2 separate regions of the Homo sapiens genome follow, and region 2 is linked to region 1. A link is a contact called in ENCODE Hi-C or POLR2A ChIA-PET data. All regions are on one chromosome and are shown on one strand. The core of a region is the stretch at or near the end of the contact, and the rest is flanking DNA. Distances in the headings are between cores, read along the strand shown.

Region 1 (5,743 bases), core at 983-3,482:
TGATTGCTTGTTTCTCCTTATCTTTTAGCTTCCCTTTATATATACTTTCCAACATTGGAGTGATTCAGAATATATGTGAGGAATGGGATGGTGATTTAGGAAAGGCGGGAAAATTATGGGCTAAATCATCTGATGAAAAATTCTGGCCCAGCGCAGTGGCTCACGCCTGTAATCCCAGCACTTTGGGAGGCCGAGACGGGCGGATCACAAAGTCAGGAGATCGAGACCATCCTGGCTAACACGGTGAAACCCCGTCTCTACTAAAAACACAAAAAATTAGTCGGGTGTGGTGGCAGGCACCTGTGGTCCCCAGCTACTCGGGAGGCTGAGGCAGGAGAATGGTGTGAACCCGGGAGGCGGGGCTTGCAGTGAGCTGAGATGGTGCCACTGCACTCCAGCCTGGGCGACAGTGTGAGACTCCGTTTCTTAAAAAAAAAAAAAAAAAAAAAATTCTGGCTAGTTATTAAATTCATTAAAAATATTTCTTCAGATTTTTACCCCAACAGTTCATAGGTGACCTTTTTTCAGTTTCCAGTATGAACTCTCAATATGGAATCTCAGTTTACATGACAATGGTATTTTACCCCATAGATACATCCTAGTAAAAATAAATTCGGAATACTCTTAACTGCATTGCCACATGAAGCAATAGGAGAGACTGTATCCTAAGCAGAATCCCTCTAATTCCTCTGGGTTGAGGTAGCTTGACCCCCCATAACCAAGATCAATTTTTTTTTTTTTTTTGAGATGGAGTCTCGCTCTGTCGCCCAGGCTGGAGTGCAGTGGCGTGATCTCGGCTCACTGCAAGCTCCGCCTCCCGGGTTCACGCCATTCTCCTGCCTCAGCCTCCCGAGTAGCTGGGACTACAGGCGCCCGCCACCACGCCCGGCTAATTTTTTGTATTTTTAGTAGAGACGGGGTTTCACCGTTATTAGCCAGGATGGTCTCGATCTCCTGACCTTATGATCCGCCCGCCTCGGCCTCCCAAAGTGCTGGGATTACAGGCGTGAGCCACCGCGCCTTGCAAATATCCTCACACTTTGCAGAGGCGGCAAGTGAACAGTGCTCATCTTGATAAAGGATTTTTAACACTGACACGTGCTTAGAACTACGAACAGTGGAAGGGTCTGAAATGGCAGCAATGTCGCCCTTTCACAGGTTTCTAGGGCGATAAGCACTGCAAGCTCGGCCAGCCAAAGTCCAGCGGTGGGGGAAAAAACGGCCAAGGCAGCAGCAGACATAATCAAACAGGGCCCGGGTCGGCGGCGGTGGCTCACGCCTGTAATCCCAGCACTTTGGGAGGCCGAGGCGGGCGGATCACCAGAAGTCGGGAGTTCGAGACCAGCCTGACCAAGACCCGTCTCTACTAAAAATAGAAAATTAGCCGGGCGTGGTGGCGCATGCCTGTAATCCAGCTACTCGGGAGGCTGAGGCATGAGAATCGCTTGAACCCGGAAGGCGGAGGTTGCGGTGAGTCGAGATCGCGCCATTGCACTCCAGCCTGGACAACCAGAGCGAAACTCCGTCTCAGGAGAAAAAAAAAAAAGTAGTAACGGGTCCGGCGGCAGCGCGCGGGCCGGGCGAGCGTCTCCCGGCAAACGCGGCGCCACAGCTGAGCCGACCTCCGGGGCCCGCGCCCTCCCCTCCCCGGGCACCACTAGGAGCGGCCAGCCCGGGCCTCGGCTCCGCGCGCGGGGAAACGAGCGCGGCGGTTAAAACCGTTACCACCCCCGAGTTTTGAACTGGTTCAAACTTGGCTTCCAGCACCCGCCCCGCCCCTCCCCCGCCCGGGAACTCTGCGGCGCCGGTTCCCGCCAAGAGCCGCCGGCGCTTCGTCCCGCCCTTCGGCCGGTTCCCGCCACCTATCCTCCCCGCCTCCCGTCCGCGGCGGGCTCCGGGCCCCCGCGATGTCTCCCGGTCCCCGCGTGCCTGCACACCGCCTTCCTGAGAGGCGCCGTGTGTTCAGCGAAAGAACAAAGAGACGGCGGCGGCGCTTCCACACGGCCAGTGGCGTCCCTTACAGCGAACCCCGCCGCCGCCCGCGCGCGCACGCGCTGCCAGTGCCCGCCCGCCCACGAGCCCTGAGCGCACTCTGCGTGGGGCTGGCTCGGCGCCTCCGAGCCCGGCGGGCCCTGTGATTGGACGGGCGCCCGCCTCGCGTCCCGCCAATCGGGGCGGCGCTTGATTGGGCTGGGGGGGCCAAATAAAAGCGATGGCGATTGGGCTGCCGCGTTTGGCGCTCGGTCCGGTCGCGTCCGACACCCGGTGGGACTCAGAAGGCAGTGGAGCCCCGGCGGCGGCGGCGGCGGCGCGCGGGGGCGACGCGCGGGAACAACGCGAGTCGGCGCGCGGGACGAAGGTAACGCGCCGCTGCGGGCGGCCCGGCCGGCGGGGCTCCGGGAGTGCGAACCGGGCGGCGGCGGCGGCGCCAGGACCTCCCCGCCACTGCTGTGCCGGTCCCGGGTATCGCCGAGCGGGGCTCACCGGGGCGCCGCGTTTGTAGGCGTGCGGGGGGTGGAGGGTGAGGGGAGAGCCCCCCTCCCCGGAAGGAGCTGTGAGCTTCGGGCTGGCCCGCGGGACCCTGCGAGTGAGGCAGCGCACACCCCTGGAGCTGCGGGGCGGGGGGCGTGTGGGGGGCTCCTTTCCCGGTGCTTGTCCTGGCCGGGGCGCCGGGGCCGGGGTCGGGGCGTTCCGGTGCCCGGTCCAGGGTGGCAGCTCGAGCCTCAAGTCTCCTTTGTGTGGCGCGGCCGCGGCGGGAGCGCCCGGGTGGGACGGGACAGACACAAGTTGGTGGGACCCAGCCGCCGAGTCCGCACTCAGACAAAGGACGGACTGTGTCTCCGGAGGGCTCGGCGCGAGGGGAAGGGGCATGACACCCGGGCCCGCCGGCGGGCGGGAGAGGGGCGTGGGGAGGCGCGGGCCGCTGCCGGGGTGGGCAGGGCTCGGCCCTCGCCTCGCGCACGCCCCCGGTCCCGGGCGCGCCGACCCCGGGCTGGGGCCGCGGCGCTCGCGGGACGACGTTCGCGGCGGGGAACTCGGAGTAGCTTCGCCTCTGACGTTTCCCCACGACGCACCCCGAAATCCCCCTGAGCTCCGGCGGTCGCGGGCTGCCCTCGCCGCCTGGTCTGGCTTTATGCTAAGTTTGAGGGAAGAGTCGAGCTGCTCTGCTCTCTATTGATTGTGTTTCTGGAGGGCGTCCTGTTGAATTCCCACTTCATTGTGTACATCCCCTTCCGTTCCCCCCAAAAATCTGTGCCACAGGGTTACTTTTTGAAAGCGGGAGGAATCGAGAAGCACGATCTTTTGGAAAACTTGGTGAACGCCTAGTGAGTTGCCACTTTCTAAAGAATCGTAATCCTTAAACATTACAAGCTGTTTTGGCCAACTTGTGTGATACATCTGAGAATGGCGACAGGTGCTAACGAAATCAACTGTCATTCAGCCAGATTATTCCCCAAATCCCGACGGGTTGAATGAGGATGAGGTGGTAGAAGTAGGTGATCAAAATAGAATGGCTATGACAAATGTGTGTTTAGATTATACGGTTAGCAGTTTCTTATTAATTGGTCTCGTTTTCTGTGAACAATAGCTTTGGTGATTCAGAAAAGACTGCATGGAGAAATGTTTGTTGCCTAAGAAATTTAACGTGTGCTGTCCACAGTTAAACTTCCTTTATCACACAGGATCTGTAACATTTAAATTCATTTGGAAATAAAAATGTGTCTTTGCTATTTACTTAAAGGCTTGCTTTTTAGGGTTCAAGCAAGTTATTATTAGTTTAATTTTGTGGCGTTTTGATGTCATCATAAAACAGCATTTAATAAACCTTTGAAAAACACGAATGCTGTCACAATTGAATGTAGTTTATACTTTTAGGGGTTTTGGAGTTTATTTTCTATTACTCTTCATAAGCATTAGCAACTAATTCATGTTTAGGAATACTGTACAAGTGTGTAATCCTAACTTGTTTATTTGTAATTTTATTTGCAGGAAAACAAGTATTTAAGATATATTTTAATTTTCTATTCATGGTCTCTAAAGTTAGGAATAGGTAGGATTCTAGTCATAGATATAAAGCGTCTTGTTCTCTCTTTTCGGAGGTGTGTTGGGTGATGTAATATTTAAGGTTTCCCGGAAACAGGAACACTGCATCTTAAATTCTCGTTTTTGTGGAAAGTGAATATATTCCAAGAAAACAAGTTAGAAAAACATAGGCGTTCTTCTGGTTGCACTGTCCTATATGATAAAGATCTAATGTGCATCTGCTAACTTAAGGTTTCATAAAAATGGAGACAAATAAATGCAATATAAATTTATTACATATATTTTGGAGAGTGTTGACACCACTGTACGGGCATTCCAGGTGCTGGTCTAAGTGTTGAGACATTATAACAAAAAAGTAACGTTTATATTAGTTACTATTAATTCTGTATTTAAAAAATCCTATTAATAATCTTGTCCATTATGAGATAAGGTAGTTATGCAGATTTTTGGCAGAAATTCGGATATTTTAGGATACATATGTGTGTGTGTGTGTGTGTGTGTGTGTGCGCGCGCGTGTGTGTGTGTGTATATGTTTTTTTTTTTTTGAGACAGAGCCTTGCTCTGTCGTCCAGGCTGGAGTGCAGTGGCTGGATCTGGGCTCACTACAATCTCTGCCTCCCGGGTTTAAGGAATTCCCCTGCCTCAGCCTCCCGAGTAGCTGGAACTACAGGCACGCACCACGACACCCGGCTAATTTTTGTATTTTTAGCAGAGACAGGGTTTCACCATGTTGGCCAGGCTGGTCTCGAACTCCTGACCTGAAGTGATGTACCCGCCTCCGCCTCCCAAAATGCTGATCCAGACGTGAGCCACCACGCCCAGCCTAGGATAAAAATTTCTAACTTTGCCCTTGAGTGTTCTCTGTATTTGATAATTACTATTCTTTGTACTTGCCATGAGATATTTTGAAAAACATCTCTTTGGGGAATTGGTTTAAAAATTCATATTAAATTATTTTCTGGTACAATTGAGAATGTATTTAGTCAGTTTAAGTAGCAGTGACTTAAAACACACTTGTTGATCTAGTGTAGTTAGAAAAAGTTCTGATACTTTGATACCTAGCTTTGCCTTGCACAAATACATTTAAGTGAATATCTTTATGTTGGCCATTTAAAAATTTTAGGCAAATTTCTCCAAGTCATACTGGAATTTTCCCAGGATACCTTCCTTCTTTTGAGGTAGTGTGCTCAAGGATTCTGAATTTATTTCAGTATTACCCTTTACATGAGCAGTGATTGAGAAAGTTGATCTGCTTTTTAAAAACCAACAAGGACAAATCCTCCAATATAATGTATTCTGTGGTTAATTAGCAATGATTTATGGATTAGCCTTGAAGTCTTTATATCAGTATAGATGACAAATTTTCTGTAAATCATGATAGATTCTATATGAGTAGGTGAAATCTTCGGGGGAGAGCATAAGTGAACAGCAGCAATTCATTAAATTCAGAGAAAGGTTCATGGTCAGATGATACATACTTTACCTTCTGGAGGTCTTCCCTGAATTCCCACTCTTGTGTTCCCACAGGGTTTTATCATATTTTATTGTAGCATGACTCAATTGTATTGTAATCACTTGTTTATGCATCCCTCTCTTCCCTACAGTCAAAGTGCCTCCTGGTAGAGGCTCTGTCTTATTTTTTTCTTTGTATACCTAGTACCTACGTTGGTATTTGCTAGAGAATAGGGGTTTTAAATAT
Region 2 (5,525 bases), core at 1,574-4,073, 540 kb before region 1:
ATCTGTCTCTTAAAAAAAATTCTGTATATATTTTTCGATTTGGATGATAGTCATCACTATAAATCACATTAATTTTGTCAAAAAGTAAAGACACTAAGTTGGTTCCCATAGTTACCCCCTGAACAATTTAATAATAATGACTGTCCAACTAAAATTTGTATTATTTCTTTCCCACTTTAACCCAGTGGTTCCTTACTGTGTCTTGAATTAATCAATGCCTTACCAAGCCAATTTATCCAGTGATGCATTCTGAAATAAGTTTGGGAAAAAAAAAAAACCTCAAATGTTTCAGAGTGCTGCTAAAAAAGCAAGTCAATATTCAGACCAATTTAAGCCAGTCTCTGGTGTGTTTAATTCATACAGTAGACAAATTGAGAGAAATAGACACATTTTCCTTGCCCAAATTGTTGCCAGCTCTTCAGAGTCTTGAAACAAACGTTAATTGCATACAAACATGCTTGGGTGTTCATTTTACCAAAAAGATGAACTCTTATTAGTATGTAGTAATCACATAACAGAATTCCAGAATCTTATTTAAAATTCTTTGCCCCCAAATGAAAATAGCGTTTTTTTCTGGTTGTAGAAGGAATTTCTATGTTCTAAACAATAAAAACTTACAATTGAATGAGTCCCTTATTTCTCCAAGAGAAGGTATCAAGTCTTTTCCATAACTATGGAAGAAATCAATTTTAACCACCCAGTATGAGGACTTCTAACCATCTCCACCTGTGAAATTACTTGGAAGAGTTCATCCCTTCTCTGTAGAACTAAATCTGTAATATATTTTAGAATCTCTTTCAGATTCAGGACATGAAATCTTTATCAAATTTATAATGGTCAGCCAAATTTTTTGCACTTCATCTGTCAGTGTTTTCAAGCTTTCGTTTGTAGCCTCCGGAATCCCTTGTTTAAATAAAACAATTTTCAGAAGCTAAATATGTAAAATAACTCGTGCCTTAAGAGGCTGGAGAGGGAGCCAAGCCTACCTGCTCTGGCGCCCCCGTCTTCCCAAACTCCCCCTGCGCTGAGGGGTCTCCAAGGAGGAAGCTCACTTCAAAAACCTCTGCCCTGGGCAAGTCACCAGGGCTCCTTTTCTCTTGCTTCAACCTTTCCTAGCCTCAATCCAAACTCTGTATGTTTAATTTATCCAGTGACACACTCCATGCTTACTTAATTCTTTGATAGAACAGTTTCTTAGTTTTATTTTTTTTCCTTGTGGGATATGCATGCTTTCCTATTCTCTATGCGTTACTTGGCAGATGTTCATATCAGAAAATGGTAAGTCTCTATAACCTTGCCAGTGAAATCCAGAGAGCTAACATCCACTGAGAATCCCTGGAAGGCCGGGGAAGATAGCAGGACAGATGTCTTAAGCCCTGTGAGAAAGCTACAAAGACGTCTCCCCCGCCCCAACCCCCATGTTATTTTTACAGCAAACGCTTCCACGGTGAAGGCAACGGGAGATTCAGGTGCAAGGTGCAGCCTAGCAAGACCCCTGGCCACACACGCATCACTGCGGGAGGTTGGAGGGTCCCCTCTACCGGGCTTTCCAGGGCTTGGCGCGTGCTCGGAGCGTGCACTCAGCGGCCATTGTGTGTTTGATTTTTCCCAAGGGCAGGGCCGGCTTTTGTTCATTTCGCGCTTGCTCCAGAGTCTGGCGCAAGGTCCTCAGAGGTCCTCAGTGCACGCGAAATGAACGGATGAACAAGCCACAGGTGACAATGTGCGGGAAGAAACACGGGTACAATCCCAAATCTCTGCCCAGCTGGGATGGAGATGATTTTCTTCATTAAACCTGATCCAACACCTTTAAACGCTATCACTTAAAAATGGATTTTATCATTCCTTCTGATATTTCAGCCCCAATATTAGGTAGAGTACCCGGATCACTGCCAAATCCTCTTACCACCGTTGCAGGTGGCTGGTGTGCGGCAGAAATCCTGCTCCACGGCCCTGCCCTTTGCAGCAAGGTCACCCAGCTGCCTGATAAGGAGTCCAGGGACGGGCAGCAAGCGGGACTGCGGGGAAAGCGCCGGGCACGCCGCGTGGCACCCGAGGCCCGCCCGCCCTTCCTGGCTGGGTATGAACACCAGCCGCGCCCGCGGGCGGCGACCCCGGGCTTCCTCTCGTTCAGGTCGCCTGGCGCGGCCGTGCCTTCCTGCTTCCCTACGGCAGCGGCACACCGGGACCTTGGGGAACCGGGAAGGGGCCCTTCCCCAAGCCAGGCCTCTGGCCCATCCAGGTCCCCTCGAGTCCCCCCAGCTCACCCAGAGCTCAGCGGGTCCCGTCCTCGGTCTCCCCGCCGGCCTCGCGGCTCCATTGCTGCCGCCCGAGAGGCCCTACGCGAGCTCCTAAAACCCTGCGCCCTCCATTTGGCGCCTGTGGGATGGGGCACAACCGTGTCGGTCTCACTGGTGCTGTGAGTGCAGCTGAGAGCCAATGGAGCAAGGACTTAACACAAACGATTATATTTTTATTTTAAAGATGTATTTATGCGTCTCTATCCATATTTTAAATATGCACATTTTCTCGATTACATTAATTTTGATGACTTGACTTTTAGACGTTCCTCTGCCTGGGCGTTTTTTCTCCCGTCTGATGAGAACGGGAGCGCGCTGCTGGGTGCCCGGCAGGGCGCGCCGGCGGCCCACGGGCTGCCTCCCGGGCCAGCGCCACGTCGGGCCGCGCGGGGCCGCGCGCTGCCCCCTGCCGGCCAGAGGCGAGGAGGCCCCGGAGGCCGCGGCGCCCTCACCTGGCCGCTGGCGGCCGCTCTAGGAATGCGCGCGGCCTTCTCGGTGGTGGCGGCCGCCTCGCGCCAGAGACCCGCTAGTCCCGACATCCGAGCCCCAGCCCCGCCTGCCAGCCGGCTGGCCCTTAGTCGCAGTGCGGGAGCCGCCCGGCCGCAGCCCCGAACCAGCCCTGGTTAGCAGGAGCCGCTGTCAGGTTGCTTTTCTTGCACACACTGGCCTGCCGGCCAAGGCCCCAGCAAATCCCCGTGCAAACACAGTTGGTGCAAACACAGTTAGTGCAAACAAAGGTGCGGCCGCAGGAATCTGAGAGCACAGGAAATATGAGACCTACCCCACCTCGAAGGCTCAACCCACGGCACAAAACAGCACAGAAGACCCGGAGGGCCTTGGGTCCCAGAAGGAGAGGGGACTCCGTGAATTGACCCCGAGCTTTAGGGTTGCTCAAGCTTCTTCCCGGGCAGCCTGCATTCTACCCACTTTTCTCGTTGTGCAGATGAGGAAACCAAGGCTGAGGCCCAGCTCCTGGCCGCTCGCTGTGTTTGTCCCATGCGGAGGTGGACCTGGAGGCGCTCTCTCATGATAGGCTGCACTTTTTTTTTTTTTTTTTTTTGAGACGGAGTCTCGCTCTGTCGCCCAAGCTGGAGTGCGGTGGCAGGATCTCGGCTCACTGCAAACTCTGCCTCCCGGGTTCACGCCGTTCTCCTGCCTCAGCCTCTCGAGTAGCTGGGACTACAGGCGCCCGCCACCACGCCTGGCTAATTTTTTATATTTTTAGTAGAGACGGGGTTTCACCGTGTTAGCCAGGCTGGTCTCGATCTCCTGACCTCGTCATCCGCCCGCCTCGGCCTCCCAAAGTGCTGGGATTACAGGCGTGAGCCACAGCGCCCGGCCTGCACTTTTTTTCCTTGATATATTTTCAAATGTCTGCCTAGTTTTTTCCGAAGACTAAATTCTTTAGCCCAGGCTGCGGTGGCCCCCTAATAAAACAAATGCCATGCAAAGACTAACCTCCTGGAGTGGAACTGCCTGGTCCAGGGTACGAGCGTTTTCTAAGGCGTTTGAGGCATAGGGCCAGACGATCCTCCCGCAGGTCGGCCGTCTCCCCTAGTTCTGTGTGGGGAGCAGGCAAGGAAGCCCCGCTCTGTGGGCCGGTGGGAAGGCTGGCAAGCACCCGGTGTATTTGAGTGACGTGTGCCTCCGTGTGAGTGATGTGCAGGCGGCAGGGCCTCTGTCCTATTGTGGGGCCTCACTCTTAACGGATTTGAATGCTGTGGGAGCACTGGGCGGCCAGGGAATCTTTTGAAAAGGCAAATTTGATCATAGTCCTCTCTTGCTTGGGAGGTTCCCCATTGCTCTTAGGGTAAGGTCCAAAATCTTTCAGGACCCACTAGGCCCTGCCTGCCTTCTCGGCCCTGTCCGGGGTTGCTGTAACAAAGTGCCACAAACTGGTTGGCTTTAAACAACAGAAATGGATTCTTGCAGTTCTGGAGGCCAGAGGTCCAAGATCAATGTGTGGTCTGGCTTGGTTCTTACTGGAGGCTCTGAGGGACACCGTCCCATGCCTCTCTCCTGGCTTCAGCATTGGATGCAGTGCGCCAGCGGGCACTTGGCCTGCTCCCTTTGTCTCCTCTCTTCTGATGAGGATAACAGTCATATTGCACTGAGTGCCCACCCTGCGCCAGGATGACCTGGTCTTAATTAACTATTACATTGGCAATGACCCTATTTCCAAAGAAGGTCACCTCCTGAGGTTCTTGGAAGGACATGAACTTTGGGAAGACCCTACTCAGTCCACACAGGCTGCCTCCCAGACTCCAGCACCCTGACCTTCTCTCTGCTCTTGGCACCCCACTGCCTCAGGCTTCACCCATGCCGCCCAACTTCCTGGGCTGCTCATCTCCCAACTAACGTTCCTTCCTCCTGCACGGTGTTGTGGAAATGTCACTCCCTCAGAAAAGGCCTCTGGAACACCCCAGCTTAGGGTAACTGTGGTGCCCACTCTCCCCCTTCCCCTTTCTAGGTTCACAGAGCTTAAGACAGTTATCATTGAAGTGACACCGAGTGACAGTGGATGTTCATGTGTGCCTCCTCTACCTAAATCTGCTCCTCAGGGGCAGAAACCAGGTCGGCTGGATGAACAAGAACCTTAATTGCATGGCCGAGGAGGCTTACAGACTGACCTGGGAAGCCTGTCTCCACAGGACAGGCCCGAGGTGATGAAGACCTGTGCCAAGCCCAGCACAGAGTCTCTGAGGAAGGGCTCAGAGATGTGGCCCCTGCACATGGGAGGGAGATCCAAATCCAGGCTCCACTCTCCCTGGGATGGCACAGTAAATAAATGCCACCTCCTGACCCAGCTCACAGGGCCCTCTGTGGCCTGACCCCACCTCACCTCCACCTCAAATCACTGTCCTGCTCTGCCCCCTCTGCTGCCCCACACTGGCCTCATTCTTGCTTCATCCTGCCAAGCCACTTCCAAGTGGGTCACTCTACCCAAGGCCTGGGATCCACTGCATCCAGAATTTTAGTTATTTTTATCTACTTATTTTTTGAGACAGGGTCTCATTCTGTCACCTAGACTGGAGTGCAGTGGCACTGCAGCCTCGACTCTCCAGGCTCAACTGATCCTCTGGCCTCAGCTTCCCAAGTAGCTGAGACTACAGGTGCATGCCACCACGCCTGGCTAATTTTTTAAAAAATCTTTTGTACAAATGAGTTTTCGTTATGTTGCCCAGGAATGGTCTTGAACTCCTGTGCTCAAGCAATCTGCCCACC

What was found. A loop is a pair of places that touch in the nucleus more often than their neighbours do. ChIA-PET counts read pairs that join two places held with the same protein, here RNA polymerase II (POLR2A). Pooled maps may share reads with other maps.
Region 2: a loop to region 1 is called in a map of CD8-positive, alpha-beta T cell, with 26 times the contacts of the local background. The contact joins the enhancer-like site here to the promoter of EZH2 in region 1. A Hi-C loop is called at or near these places in 1 of 168 maps with a recorded cell type or tissue (CD8-positive, alpha-beta T cell) and 6 of 50 pooled maps. POLR2A ChIA-PET finds 5 or more read pairs at or near these places in 1 of 52 experiments (Panc1).

The regions. Positions count from the first base shown.
Region 1 is chr7:148,880,780-148,886,522 of GRCh38, reverse strand. It overlaps EZH2 (enhancer of zeste 2 polycomb repressive complex 2 subunit), which reads left to right and starts at 2,232. Exons shown (of 20, transcript NM_004456.5): 1 at 2,232-2,359. LOC124901767 (a long non-coding RNA gene) reads right to left here and starts at 1,334. Exons shown (of 2, transcript XR_007060579.1): 1 at 1,040-1,334; 2 at 1-166. RefSeq lists silencers at 1,599-1,828, 1,949-2,318, 2,479-3,068 and an enhancer at 2,287-2,978.
Region 2 is chr7:149,419,694-149,425,218 of GRCh38, reverse strand. No RefSeq gene overlaps it. Among named protein-coding and RNA genes, the nearest start is that of TRC-GCA11-1, 7.2 kb to the right of the region's middle. RefSeq lists a silencer at 2,551-2,800 and an enhancer at 2,932-3,431. Within about 2 kb of position 2,823, at least 17 of the 41 ENCODE cell types and tissues checked have a DNase peak (open chromatin) inside an H3K27ac peak, as active enhancers do.